3 separate regions of the Homo sapiens genome follow, and regions 2 and 3 are each linked to region 1. Evidence: chromatin contacts called from ENCODE Hi-C or POLR2A ChIA-PET data. All regions are on one chromosome and are shown on one strand. Each heading gives the region's core, a stretch centred on a gene start or an enhancer-like site at or near the end of the contact. The rest is flanking DNA. Distances are from core to core; before and after follow the strand shown.

Region 1 (4,532 bases), core at 1,385-3,884:
ACACCAACAGCAGGTCACACATTAACAGTTGTAACTAAGCACTGTGACAAATTAGCCAGTTCTTCCCACATTAGTCCCTATTAAAACAAAAATGGGGGGAAGGGAGCAAAATAAGTTGCTACAAAATGGGCAATATAATTTTGCCACAATTGCCAAGGTTTAAAAAGCAAAGCAATTGTAGCTAAAGACAACTGAATAAAATGTTTGCAAGTGTTTTAAGGAAAATGTATATAATCATTTTTAACCCCTGCCTTTTAGTATAAGGTCAATACTGCCAATTTCATCTGTGACAATAGCACTTGGAGTCATACCATTGCCTCCATTATTGATCTGATCCTCCTCAATCCTCCTTTTGACAATCCTAAAATGATTGAAATGTGCTCCACAATCCTTAATCCAAAGCATTCTTAATCCATCTCTTCAGATATGTCTACAGAAAGACACATGAAAAGCAAGATAAACATAAGAACTTCCCCAGGTAAGATAACCACAAACACCCCCAACATCCCAGTTCACACAAACCAGGGCAGATAGACATTTACACAATATCACAGTCTGAAGAGTATGGAGTTAACTAAATTTAAACAATCCTGTCTATGACATCACTTAAAATACAATTTATCAAAGACACGAAGGGAATGTAGATGTTAGGAGCAAGGGGATATTACAAGAATGCAATTCAACACTTTAGCCCATTCTGAACAAAACAGTTTGAATTAAAAAATGAAAAGATTGTACTGAATAAAGGAAAACTGTATACAACATGGGTTCTACAAAAAGTGTCACCAATCATCTTATGTACGAGAGCGAGATCTGCTATGACGGGGAGAATAGCGTGGTGATCCTCTGCTTCTCCTTGGGGAGTAACTGCGACTCCTGCTGTTGCTTCTGCTACGGCTTCTGCTACGACTACGGCTTCGAGATCGAGATCTTCCATAACTTGGACTTCTGGGCCCATCAACTTTAACCCGGATGTAGGCAGTTTCTCCCTATTGGATAGACAGAACTTTCCATTGAAAGATCTAAGCTTTCATCTATCTTCAGACATGCTGAATGAATACAATGTAACTAAAACCAGAAATCTGGCAATTTACTTGGACAACCTTGCCTGAATCCTTACCTTGAAATTCCACTGTTAAGACCACTGTATCCAATTCTGGTCAAAGAAAAGAATACGTGTATAACCTACCTCATGAGATCTAAACTTAGTGTTATCCAGTTTTCGAACTGCATAGGTCATATCTTCTTTCCGTACAAACTCCACGACACCAGTGCCATCTCGGTAAACATCAGCATAACATACATCACCTGCTTCACGCATGTGATCCTTTAAATCCTGCCAACTTCCACTTGGAGGCAGTCCTGAAAAAGTGATTTTTTTTTTCTTAGTACCAATTATCTTAAATTTCACGTTAAGCTGGTAAGGTACATTAGGACAAAGAGTACTTTAAAGTACTTAATAGGTGTACTTAAGTGATACCAGGTAAAGAGAGCTGGTAAGATTCTGGAATCCAGAGTCCAAAATTATTTGTAACGATCTTCGTATCTAGTACCGCAACCTAATTTGGTAAATCACCACAGCAGCAATCCTCGTTTATTAAATTCACCCAAAAACTAAAGCAATTTAAGACCTAGCATGAAAAATTTGCAATTATTAAACCTGTCACGCAAGAGAAAAATTTTAGGTAGTTTTCGTCCCTTCACATCAATCCACACAACCAGTACACTCACCAGAGACAACCACTCTGTTTTCAGACCGCCTGGATGGGGGGCCATAGCGACCTCGGGGAGCTCCGCCACCTCCACCCCCGCCGCCGCCTCGGCCTGTTCCACGGCCGCTTCGAGGAAACTCCACCCGCAGACGGTACCCATCGTAATCATAGCCGTCGCGACCATACACCGCGTCTTCCGCGTCTCTGCGGGATCGCAGAAAGTAAAAGGGATGAGAAACACCAGGAGGAGAAGCTCGCTCAGTTGGGAACCAGCAAACCCCCCGCACATGCGCACCCAACGTGGAAGAGCCCACATGCGCCGCATAATAGGAATGGCCCCTCCCCCACCCAGAAACACGCCAGGCTCCCAACCACTACACCAGCCCTCAGCGCCTCAGTTTCCCGCTCCAGCCTGCGAATGGGCTCCGGGGACGTCCAAGGCGAGGCGCCAGAGAAGCCACATCAACTCAGCTCCTTACTCGACTCCTGCATGGGCGATACAGTCTCGCCCCAACCTCTCTAAGAGCCCCCGCTTCCCCGTTCTCTATGTTAAGGCCTTGGAGCCTTCCCCAACTACTCGGACCTATTTCCTCAAGGCTGCAAGCCCCATGCCGCCTCACCGCGGGTCCTCGAACTCAACGAAGGCGAAGGGCGGTCCCCCGCGGCGATTCTTGAGGTCGATGTCGCGGATAGCGCCGTATTTGTAGAACACGTCCTCAATGTCCTTGGTTCGGATGTCTGGAGGTAAGTTACCCACGTAGATGCGGCAATCGTTGTTCCCTGCGGGGCCACGAATCACACCACCTCCCGACATGGCGGTGACGAAAAGCGCGGACTCGAGAACAGGCCTTCCCACCAAGCCTAGCGCACGGCAGAGCGAGCCCGCAGCGGCACCACGTCTCCCGCGGCCCCTCCAAAATGGCGCCTTTATCAGCTCGGCGCACGGATATGGGGGGGAGACAGAGGAAGAGAAGCGGAAGGAAACAGCGATTCGATCCCAACACGCACGCGCGGGAGCGCAACGGGTGCTGCGAGGGCTACGTTCAGCGCACGCGCACGCACGCGCGACGTCACCCTCCCCACGAAGGGGGTAAAAAAGTCCCCCGCGTTCCCAGCTTGGGGTGGTTTGCGAACAGAGTGACCAGCCGTTTGGTAAAAGTTAAATAACGAACTTTCGTTAAAGGAGCTAGTCATCCAGGTCGGGTCTTGAAGGATGGTCGATTTCTCCAGGAATGAGGATCTTTGAAAGCAACTCGGCGCCTTCAAAGCACTTGGTGAAACCTAGCCTAAAGCGTTGTCCCACCATGCTCTGCGGCGATAACGGCCTTTGGCGGGAAAGAGTCTCGGAGGCGGGGCCAAAGGGGGACGGCCCGGGCGGTTGCTCCGGAAACCCGGGTATCTTCGTAGGGTGCGTCTAATCCAGAGCTGAGTTGCGGGTGATTGAACGGAGAGCTGGGGCGTTGGTTTGTCTTCCCGCCCCTGCTGCGAATAGACCGTGGCTGCTTAGACAGATGTGTCTAATTTAGCGAAACCGATTTAGATTCCTTAATCCTCTTCATTAAGTACCGTTCCGCCTTCTCGTCAGAACTTTGCATAGCTCGGGTCAGCACTCCTAGTGCTAGTCGCAGTGGGTCCGTATCCCGACCGGCAACGTGGTACCCGCCAACCAGAAGGGGTAACACCGTACCGCCTATGGGACCCACACCTTTTTATCTCTTGTTAGTCGCCTGTCCGTGGGACTAGCGCAGAATGCCTGCAGAATGAATCGTTTCTGTTGTTTCCTTTCAAAGAACGAGAAGGAAGAAAGGGTGCGTGTGTGCAGTCCTTTTTTCAAAAGTTTTCCCTAAAAGTTACTGATACACCAGGTTTTGAAAATACCGGTCCTCTCAGGTAATAAAATGGAGCAAAATGGATGTGAGAACCGTAACCACTAGATACCGCGGTTGCTATTCAGGACTGTGATCCTGTTTGCCTGCGGCATTGGGAGATAACATTTTACATTTTTTTTCGACGTCTGAAATCTGGATTTTTATGTGAAATCCTGGGATTTTTAAACGTCGCTAATGAATTAAAATTCAAATCAGGCTGGGCGCGGTGGCTCACGCCAGCACTTTGGGAGGCCGAGGCGGTTGGATCACTTGAGGTCAGGAATTCGAGACCAGCCTGGCCAACATGGTGAAATCCCGTCTCTACTGAAAAAACAAAAAATTAGCCGGGCTTGGTGGCAGGCGCCTGTAATCCACTCTACGCGGGAGGCTGAGGCAGGAGAATCGCTAGAACCCTGGAGGCGGAGGTTGCAGTGAGCTGAGATGGCGCCATTGCACTGCAGCCTGGGCTACAGAGTGAGACTCCTCCAAAAAAAAAAAAAAGGAGGGGGAAACAACAACAAATTAAAATCAAACCCTGCAGTCATAAATTTGCCATAACAGATCTACACACTGAATTTAAGGGATAATTTTCTTCATGTTATTTATTTACAGTAGTCCCTTTCCGCAAGGATGTGAGGCAACTTACAGAGATACCATAAAACATGAAAACTAGATGAGGCTGGGCGTGGTGGCTCACTCCTGTAATCCCAGCACTTTGGGAGGCCGAGGCGGGCGGATCACCTGAGGTCAGGAGTCGGAGACCAACATGTCGAAACCCGTATCTTCTAAAAATACAAAACATTAGCTGGGTATGGTGGCGCGTGCCTGTAATCCCAGCTACTCGGTAGGGTGAGACAGGACAATCTCTTGAACCCTTAGGAGGTGGAGGCTGCAGTGAGCGGAAATCACGCCACTGCACTCCAGCCTGGGTGACAGAACAAGACTCCATCTC
Region 2 (4,532 bases), core at 1,061-3,560, 480 kb after region 1:
TCAGGCCTGTAATCCCAGCACTTTGGGAGGCCAAGGCTGGCGGATCACCTGAGGTCAGGAGTTCGAGACCAGCCTGGCCAACCTGGTGAAACCTCGTCTCTACTAAAAAATATAAAAATTAGCCGGGCATGGTGGCACGCGCCTGTATTCCCAGCTACTCAGGAGGCTAAGGAATGAGAATTGCTTGAACCCGAGAGGCGGAGGTTGTGGTGAGCCGAGATCGCGCCATTGCACTCCAGCCTGGGTGACAAGAGCGAAACTCCGTCTCAAAAAAATAAACAAATAATAAAAAATAAATAATCCACTATCACAGAGGGTTTCTTAACTTTTACTAAATACAGATGTATACCAAAAAGTTTTTTCAATACTGAAAGATTGTAGCCAATAGTGAAAACTCCAAAGGCTGTAAATGTGAGCTTTCTAAAATTCTTTTTTAACTAAAACTTGACAGCTGTAAAGAAAACCATCTTTGCCTTATGTTTGTCTAATCATACCCCTTTAAGGAAGCATCAAGCTCTAATTTGCTTCAATGAAAGAAATGTGTAGCCAATTCATTCTACATAGGAACTATATCTTGTAAGCCACGATGTATCGTTGTATTTTTGCTCTTAAGGTATATAAACAACGTCTACCATTCTACACATTAACCAGAACCTTAAATCTGATGATTGTCGTAGCACTTCTAAGATTTCTTAGATGTGCCAATAGGTGGAAGGTGGCAGCCCTCTTCAAGGACAAATTTCCACTGCAGGCACCTTTTCCAAAACTTTCCCTTGCCTGCTATTGTAATGTTCTAAGTTCTCTCTTTTTTTTTTTTTTTTTTTTTTTGAGACCGAGTCTCGCTCTGTTGCTCAGACTGGAGTGCAGTGGCACTATCTCGGCTTACTGCAACCTCTGCCTCCTGGGTTCAAGCGATTCTCCTGCCTCAGTCTCCTAAGTAGCTGGGATTACAGGCGTGCACCACCATGCCTGGCTAATTTTTGTATTTTTAGTAGAGACGAGGTTTCACCCTGTTGGTTAGGCCGGTCTCAAACTCCTAACCTCGTGATGCACCCGCCTCGGCCTCCCAAAGTGCTGGGATTACAGGCGTGAGCCACCACGCCCAACCGTAATGTTCTAAATTCTCTTGACTACGATTTTGTTCCATCCCGCCTTAACCCGTAGGGTGACTCCACTCTGCTTCCCACGGGAGCAAAGGAGCCCCTTTTGTTTCTTCCAGACCCAATGTTTCAACGAAGGACTACTGAGTCCACATGTTTACAGTGGACAGTGTGGGTCTCAGGAAGGTAAACGGAGGCTTACAACCAGGTAAACTCCTGGGGTTCAAACCGGGGACGAGTAGAAGGGAGCCTAAGAGGCGGAGGTCCCTTTTGCTGCCAGTGGGCTCAGAAGGGGCCGAATGCTTACGGACCCTCCAGGGGAGGGCCGGTGGCCACCGTGCTGGTGCCGCTGAGAACGGCGGCGGTGGCGGGACCGCCAGTCTCGGGAAGCACAGCGGCCAATGGGTCCCCGGCGCCTTTCCGACGCCCATAGCGTGAGGACGTGCGAAAATGCGCCCTCCAGCGGCGGTTGCTCCCCGCCGCCCATGTGCCCACTGTGGGCGAGGGCACGGGCAGTCCGGACTCACCGTGCGGCTCGGGCCGGGGCCCCGCGGGCGGCGGCGGCTGCTGGTGCTGCAGTGGCGCGGTGGCGGCGGAGGCCGAGGTGATGAGCAGCCGCTGGAAGCGGTTGGGCGGGCGGCAGGGCACCTCCAGGCCGGCCGCCAGCTTGGCCTTGTTGGCGCTGGTGAGGCGCTTGAGGTGCACGAGCAGCTGTGGCTGGTCGCGGCGGAAGTGCGGGTTGTGGAAGTGATGGAGCGGCCCATTGCCTGCCGGTTTGCCGCCCCCCGGCCCGCCCAGCACCACCTTGCGGAAGCCGTAGAGGTTGAGCTGGCGGATGAAGCTGGTGAAGCTGGTGGTTTTGAAGAGCTCGGGCTCGGCCCCGGCCCCCGCAGTCCCGCCACCGCCCCCCGGCCCGGGCGGGCTGAGCAGCTCGGCCTCGAAGAGCGGCTGATCGATAAGCAGCCCCTCGCCGCGGCCGTCCCAGCGGATGGAGCGGTAGCGCGGGCTGTTCACCAGGCGCCACAGCTTGGCGGGGAAGTTGTTGGGGTTGATGGGGGTGGAGAGCAGCGCCTCCATCGCCCCGCCGGGCCGGGGCCTCGCCCCCCGAGCCTAGCTCTCCCACACCGTTCTCGATCCCTCCCCGGCCTTCGCCTCGCCCTGCCCGCTCCTGCCGGCGCCCATCCGCCGCGTACCAGGGACCGTTGGCGCACGAGGCCCCGCGGCGCCTCCCAGCGCGGCCAATGGGGCCTCGAGTTCCCGCCACGCGGCGTGGGCACCTCCCCCTCGGCGGCCGCGTGCCCCAGCTCGGCCCGCCGGACGCCTGCGGGACCCGGGCAGGAGCCCCTTCCCCAGGCGTTCCCAGACTTCAGGCCGGGAAGGCTGTCTGCCGGGGTGTTCTAAGTCCTGACAAGAGAGAAGCCCAGTTATCCACCGTGGAATACCAAGAGGCGTGTGTTTCGGCCCAGCCAACTAGTGGAGACTTGGAATGCAGAGAAAGTGTGCGTTAGGCAGCAGAGTTGGTCGTTCTGGGGACCAAAGGGTCTGGTCTGTAATCTTTGCTAACAGTGGAACTGCTTACCTCTCAAACAAAAATGATGCTACTGGAGGTATAATATCTTGAGTAAACGAACTCACCTTTTAGATAGTAGCCCTTTGTATCTTTTAAGATACACTCTTTTAAGTCAGTATTTGTTCAAGACAATTTACTCAAGGTTAGATGAAAACTGAGGTCCCTAGGAGGAGGGAATCACAAGAATCTAAGTACTATCTTGTGTGCCTGCCCAACTAGCTGGTGGCATTTTAGACATTAAAGAGAAATAAAGATGGGACAGAATTCTACGGTATCCATAAGAATCGATCCCTAGCCAATCAATAAATAAGAATGTAACAAGAGCTGTGCTGATTCAAAAAGAGAGGTTCATTTGAAAACGGAAATTGGCCGGGCGCAGTGGCTCATGTCTGTAATCCTAACACTTCGGGAGGCCGAGCTGGGTGGACTGCTTGAACCCAGGAGTTCGAGACCAGCCTGGCCAACATGGTCAAACCCTGTCTCTACTAAAAATACAAAAATTAGCCAGCGTGGTAGCATACCTGTAGTCCCAACTGTTCAGGAGGCTGAGGCAGGAGAATCGCTTGAACCCAGAAGGCGGAGGTTGCAGTGAGCCGAGATCGCACCACTGCACTCCAGCCTGGGGAACAGAGGGAGACTCCATCTCAAAATAAATAAATTGGAAATTGCTGGGAGAAAGGGGTACAATGTTCTACTCTTCTCATGGTCAAAGAATAAGTGAATATTAAGTTTTTTTAGAAATGAAAATAAAACGACCCAACAAAGCAGCACTAATATAGAGATTTTATTTAAACTGTATTGAATTTTTACAGCACATTGCATGTTTGTCACAACGCAACTGCACAGTTTGGATTTTTGGCCACATCATGTCACTTACACCCACAACAGCTCTGAAAGGAGTATTTGATGAACACATCTGAGCCAAGAGCCCAGAGTCTCTCTCCAAGGCCATGCAGTTTGTTCACTGATGGGACAGTCCCTCAAAACAGCCACGCTAAGTAGACAGATACAGTCTCCCCAAATGTTACCAATCTTACTCCCCTTGAAAACAGGCAGAGTGAAGTGCAATGAAAGACAAGTTAATTAAAAAGCCACTCACAACTGGCAGTAAATTTTAATGATTGATAAAATGCTTAAAATAATTTTATGTATCAGAAACAAGGAACAGCTTGTTACTTTTTCAATGATCTCAGGAATTTTGCAGACACAAAATCTCCATTATTCAGCTCCATTTAAATGAAAAAAAAAGTTCCGCTAGGCTGACCTAAATATGCCAAAACTTTTTAGGTTACATCTATGGCAAGTACAAAAGAACCACAGATGCGTCTCTGTAGGACTGAAAAGGTCAGGACAAATAATGATTCTTGTTCTAAATGCAGATCCTAGTTATTTTGGAATGAAATGCTGTTTTCTAGAAAGCAACATGAAAGTAGCAGTAAGAAAGATGACTACCATCATTTCAAAACAGGATAAGCCTAAATATAATTTACCATTTATATGTCAACAAATTAAGGAAAACTGTATAAAGTCCTAGTGGTTTCATTATAGGCCAAGGAGACTGTATCTGTCCCACCCACAGTACATGGCTATATCACTGTATCTTTTGGTTAAGTGCCACTGGTACATATTAAGATGAAAAAAAACAAAAACAAAAACAAAAAAACAAAATAAAATTTTTTAAAAACCAACAACGTTTGGTCCAAATGGACACATGTTCTTTCCCAATTTTGGTATCAAGGCTTTATTCTCTTCTGTTTGGGTTCCATTGTTAAGTGCACAGAAATAGACAGCAGCATTTGTACTGAAACCCTCACATACCAAACAGCATATGCTAGGAGGTAAAAACCAAACGCTAAATTCTA
Region 3 (4,532 bases), core at 706-3,205, 410 kb after region 1:
CTACCAGCTGCAGCAATGCACTTCAACCATACATACTGCTTCCACTAGCTAATACCAAATGCAGGTTCTCAGATCCAGACAAATGGAGGAAAAGAACATTTATGCTTCCGTTTCAGAAAGCCAAGTCGTAGTTTTGGCCCTTCCTTTCTCTAAAGTTTATTCCCAAAAACAGGTAGCATTCCTGATTGGGCAGAGAAGAGGATATTTTCAGCCCACATCTGCTGCAGGTATGTCATTTTCTCCCATCTTCACTGTGACTAGTAAAGATCTCACCACTTCTCTTTGGAATTTCCAACTTTGCTTGTGATTGAATGTCACTTCGTGAATTTGTATTATGTCAGATCACTTGGCATTGCTCTTCCATATGCATCAAGTTGCCAGGCACTAAACCCAATGTTCATGAACAAAACAAGGCAAAGTAAACAGCTAAGGCCATGCATCAAAGGTGAGCGTGAAGAACTCCAGCTCAGAAAAGGAAGGGATGGCCCTTTTTAAGCCATAATATGTGTTAATGGTAAATGACTAAATACCACAAGGAGATTTTTTTTTTAATGGAGGAGAAGAGGGAACAATAATAAAAATTTCAGGCCACACGTTGATGTCCAAAGATGCTACAATATGTATTTAGAAAAGTTTCCACATTAAACTGTATTTCAGTGTGGCCAGGTTTCTAGGCCCACTGCATTTACATACTTTTCATGAACTTAGACATACCATAATTTTTTGTGTTTTACCAAAATTTGCCTATAAATTAGGTGCTAATTTATGTATCTTCACACATTACAGGATAATCCTGAGCATCACAACCTTTTCCAACTTTCATAATTAGAGTATTTGAAAAGGTTAGCTTTCCAATTATTTTTCCCAGTTAAAATTCATATTTCCATCTCCATTTTCTTTTCTCTCTTAAGGATTCTTGATTTTATTCTCCAGCTCGGAAATGCCGAGCACTTTGATTTCCCATGAGATGCTTTTGGAAACTACTTTAATATCCAGATTTTATGATCTGTAATTTTCTAGGTTCATAAGAAAAACAAAGGACTATTCCTCACATGTATCCAAATTCCCTGAGGGGGTAGGGAATAAAAGGTAGGGGGAGCAGGGAGGCGATTAACCACAGGCTCTAGGTAGAATACCCTGAAAAAATACAAATAATCTTGAGTAGAATAGATCTGTGCTATTTCTAGGCACTATGAAAATTTGCGTCTTTGTACAAACACAGAATAAGATTTTTAAAATGTGCACCCTTAAGTAAATATAAATACACCTCACCCACAAAGCCCTCTGTGTTCCAAGGTCAAGTTTAAAAATATTATAAAGTCTTCAGAATAAGTGCTGAAAAGCCAAGCAATTGAACATGAACCTGTTATATGGATTCTTTTCTTTTGCTGAGGCAGAGGGAGGGGGGAAAAAGGAATTTCAAAAGAAATCTGCAAACCTGTTGCGCTGTCGGGCCCACTGGAATCCACGGGGGTGAAACAAATTCAATTATGCTTTTACAGATCCTGCTCAAAAAAGGTTTCAACTGCTTAACCAAGTACAGCTCATTCTTCCACCTTCTTACTCTGCAACCAAACCAAGTGCCCCATACTACAGGTAGGTGCCGAGAAATTCCGCAGCCTGAAAAAATAATCCATGCAGGTCAAAGGCAGAAATTTACTCCGGGATGAGAGATGCTGTCCCCTAGAACTAAATTAAACACTTACAGAAAATCCAAAATCATTTCTGAAACCTCCTTGCTAACAAAAGTTCTTTTTTTCTCCAAACAGCATATAAAATGATCAAGTCTTGAAAGAGAAAAGAAGCAAAGTAGCAAATACATCAACAATTCACTATCAGAAACACATAAAATCCCAGAGAGAGAGAAGGCAGTATCTCTGAATCATGGATGGACTTGGAAAGTTCGGAAGGATTCCGAGTGCTTCCTTTCAGAAAGACAATTCTGGATCAACTCCCTAGAGCAGGAAGCCTGTGGTTTGTAATTGGTGTTCTAGCTCTGACTCCCTCCCCTGGGACTGCAATCACGCTCTCTACCTGCTGACAAAGTGAGGGTGGAGCTGCTAGAGGCAACCACTCCCCACCCTGCCCCCCTCCTCCTGGTGCTCACACACAACACTTACTTAACCAGACCCGTTCTTTCGCTCTCCCCCCTCCCTCAGCTCCTCTACTCCCTCTACTGAGCCACAGCTAAACTGCATCCAATTCGATCCCGAGTACCTTTCTCTGGGTAAGCAAGCTACCACATGCAAATCAGGGCCACTCAAAGATATCTAAGCAGACTCTGCACCCAACAGAGCATAGATGATGGTATGAGGAAATAAACAGAAAAAAATAAAGGTAATCCGGAAGATAAAAGAATGGACACAAGGTTTTGCAAATATAAGTTCAAAAGGATTTCTGCTCATTCCAAGTTTGAGTGTCTATAAATGGCAGAAAGCCAGAATAAAGTGATCCTGTGTTTTAGTACTTACTGATTTATTGCTGCTTATGTCTGCTACCCTGGGAAGGGCTCTGTCCATTTTATGCTTAGCTTTTCTTCAGCTCTTACTAATTTAAATTCAGTAGCTCTGTCTAAACTGTGCCTATATGGAACTTTCAAATCAGGTTGATGTCAGATGTCTGGAATCCAACTGTTATTTTCTTTTCAATCTTTGGGAGGTGAAATAATACTATGGATCAGACCTATGCCTTCAATGTAAGACTCCAAATAAGTCCATGTCATAAATACAAGCCAAAGGGTAAAATATGATTAATGAGAAGAACATAGGCAAAAAGAAAATGAATTTCTGGCTAATTACCACATTCATGAACTATAATCCTTATTACTACCCTGCCATTAGAAATAATACAACAGTTTCTAATACATTTATAACATTTGAAGTTTCAAATTACCAGATTATATTTGACTGTGGTGAGACATTTTATTTCTGAACCGCTGCCATAAACTTTCAAAATTATACAAATGAACAACAATGTGGATATAGTTAAATCTAGTGAACTGTACACTTAAAAATGGTTATGATAGTAAATTTTATGTGTTTCTTACCTCATGTAAAAACGAATCTCTGATCATCTGTAAAATGCTGATGATAATAATTACGATAGGTCTGTTGTAAAGATTAAATGACATAATGCCTCTGAAAGCAAAAAGGATGAGTAGCCTATTGACCTTCAACATTGTTTCCCCTGTAGATAAGGTTTATGACAGTAGTTTCAGAATTTCAGATCTAATAACTAACCTAGATCAAAGACAAATTCGAAAATAAATTTTTTGTTTATTTTTGTTGTTTGAGACAGGGTCTTGTGTTACCCACGCTGGAGCACAGTTGTGCCATCATGGCTCACTGCAGCCTTGACCTTCATGGCCTCCCACCTCAGCCTCCAGAGTAGCTGGGATCACAGGTGCGTCCCACCACACCCTGCAAATTTTTTTTTTTTTTTTTTTGAGACGGAGTCCCGCTCTGTTGCCCAGGCTGGAGTGCAGTGGCGCTATCTCGGCTCACTGCAAGCTCCGCCTCCCGGTTCATGCCATTCTCCTGCCTCAGCCTCCCGAGTAGCTGGGATTACAGGCGCCCGCCACCACGCCCAGCTAATTTTTTGTATTTTTAGTAGAGACGGGGTTTCACCGTGTTAGCCAGGATGGTCTCCATCTCCTGACCTTGTGATCCACCCGCCTCGGTCTCCCAAAGTGCTGGGATTACAGGCGTGAGCCACTGCGCCTGGCCAACACCCTGCAAATTTAAAAAAAATTTTTGTTGGGCCAGGCGTGGTGACTCACGCCTATAATCCCAGCACTTTGGTTGACCAAGGTGGGTGGATCACGAGGTCGGGAATTTGAGACCAGCCTGACCAACATAGTTTAATTTAACATAGTTAAACTAAAAAATAACCTACAAATGGGCTTTGCCTCATCTATTCCTGCTTAAAACGTGCAAAGGAATGAAAAGACCTAGCCCTAGTAATTAATACACACACTTAATTGACAGAAAGAAGACAGTTACAAATGTGGTTGCCCTCTCTTGAGGAAACTCTGAGATTTGGAAATGATGATGATATGCATCATGAACCTGGAGACTTGGAGAAACTCAAGATCAAACCAAACAGCTCTATGTAGCTTAGTTCACTGTTTTAGATCACCAGAATTGCAAGAGCAATTATTCTTCAGCTTCAAAGTTTTGGAGTTACCCTCTAGGGTTGATATACTACTACATTTTCCTAGAGATGTCATAAAGATGCCATCACTATTGTAATGAAATGCCTAAGTCTCAATGACATCTACTAGCTAGTCTTATACATGAGATAGATCATCCTTCAGGATCTACTTTCACCTCTGGATTGATTAAATTTATCAAAGATCATTCATCCTTTTCCAAAAATGTAGGTTTCTGTAAAACATGTCTAAGAATTGTCCTTATCCCTAACGGCATTTAAAAAATTCCATTGCTATTCAAGTACAAATGAAAAAAAACTTTTAAAATTCAGATTATTTGAAAAATAAAGTAAATCTCATTTGAATTATACTATTAACTGTC

Evidence for each region. A loop is a pair of places that touch in the nucleus more often than their neighbours do. ChIA-PET counts read pairs that join two places held with the same protein, here RNA polymerase II (POLR2A). Pooled maps may share reads with other maps.
Region 2: a map of CD8-positive, alpha-beta T cell shows a loop between it and region 1 (5-fold over the local background). The contact joins the promoter of HSF5 here to the promoter of SRSF1 in region 1. A Hi-C loop is called at or near these places in 1 of 168 maps with a recorded cell type or tissue (CD8-positive, alpha-beta T cell) and 5 of 50 pooled maps. POLR2A ChIA-PET finds 5 or more read pairs at or near these places in 3 of 52 experiments (CD4-positive, alpha-beta T cell, IMR-90 and Panc1).
Region 3: a pooled map shows a loop between it and region 1 (5-fold over the local background). The contact joins the promoter of RNF43 here to the promoter of SRSF1 in region 1. A Hi-C loop is called at or near these places in 7 of 50 pooled maps. POLR2A ChIA-PET finds 5 or more read pairs at or near these places in 4 of 52 experiments (CD4-positive, alpha-beta T cell, MCF 10A, OCI-LY7 and 1 more).

The regions. Positions count from the first base shown.
Region 1 is chr17:58,004,612-58,009,143 of GRCh38, forward strand. It overlaps SRSF1 (serine and arginine rich splicing factor 1), which reads right to left and starts at 2,635. Exons shown (of 4, transcript NM_006924.5): 1 at 2,333-2,635; 2 at 1,732-1,916; 3 at 1,190-1,362; 4 at 1-989. The coding sequence starts at 2,526. The coding sequence ends at 795. RefSeq lists enhancers at 246-1,445, 1,777-1,826, 2,097-2,146, 2,270-2,988, 2,937-2,986.
Region 2 is chr17:58,486,098-58,490,629 of GRCh38, forward strand. It overlaps HSF5 (heat shock transcription factor 5), which reads right to left and starts at 2,311. Exons shown (of 6, transcript NM_001080439.3): 1 at 1,628-2,311. The coding sequence starts at 2,177. MTMR4 (myotubularin related protein 4) reads right to left here. Exons shown (of 18, transcript NM_001378067.1): 18 at 3,440-4,532. RefSeq lists silencers at 1,593-1,712, 1,973-2,022.
Region 3 is chr17:58,415,579-58,420,110 of GRCh38, forward strand. RNF43 (ring finger protein 43) reads right to left here and starts at 1,956. Exons shown (of 10, transcript NM_017763.6): 1 at 1,439-1,956; 2 at 1-384.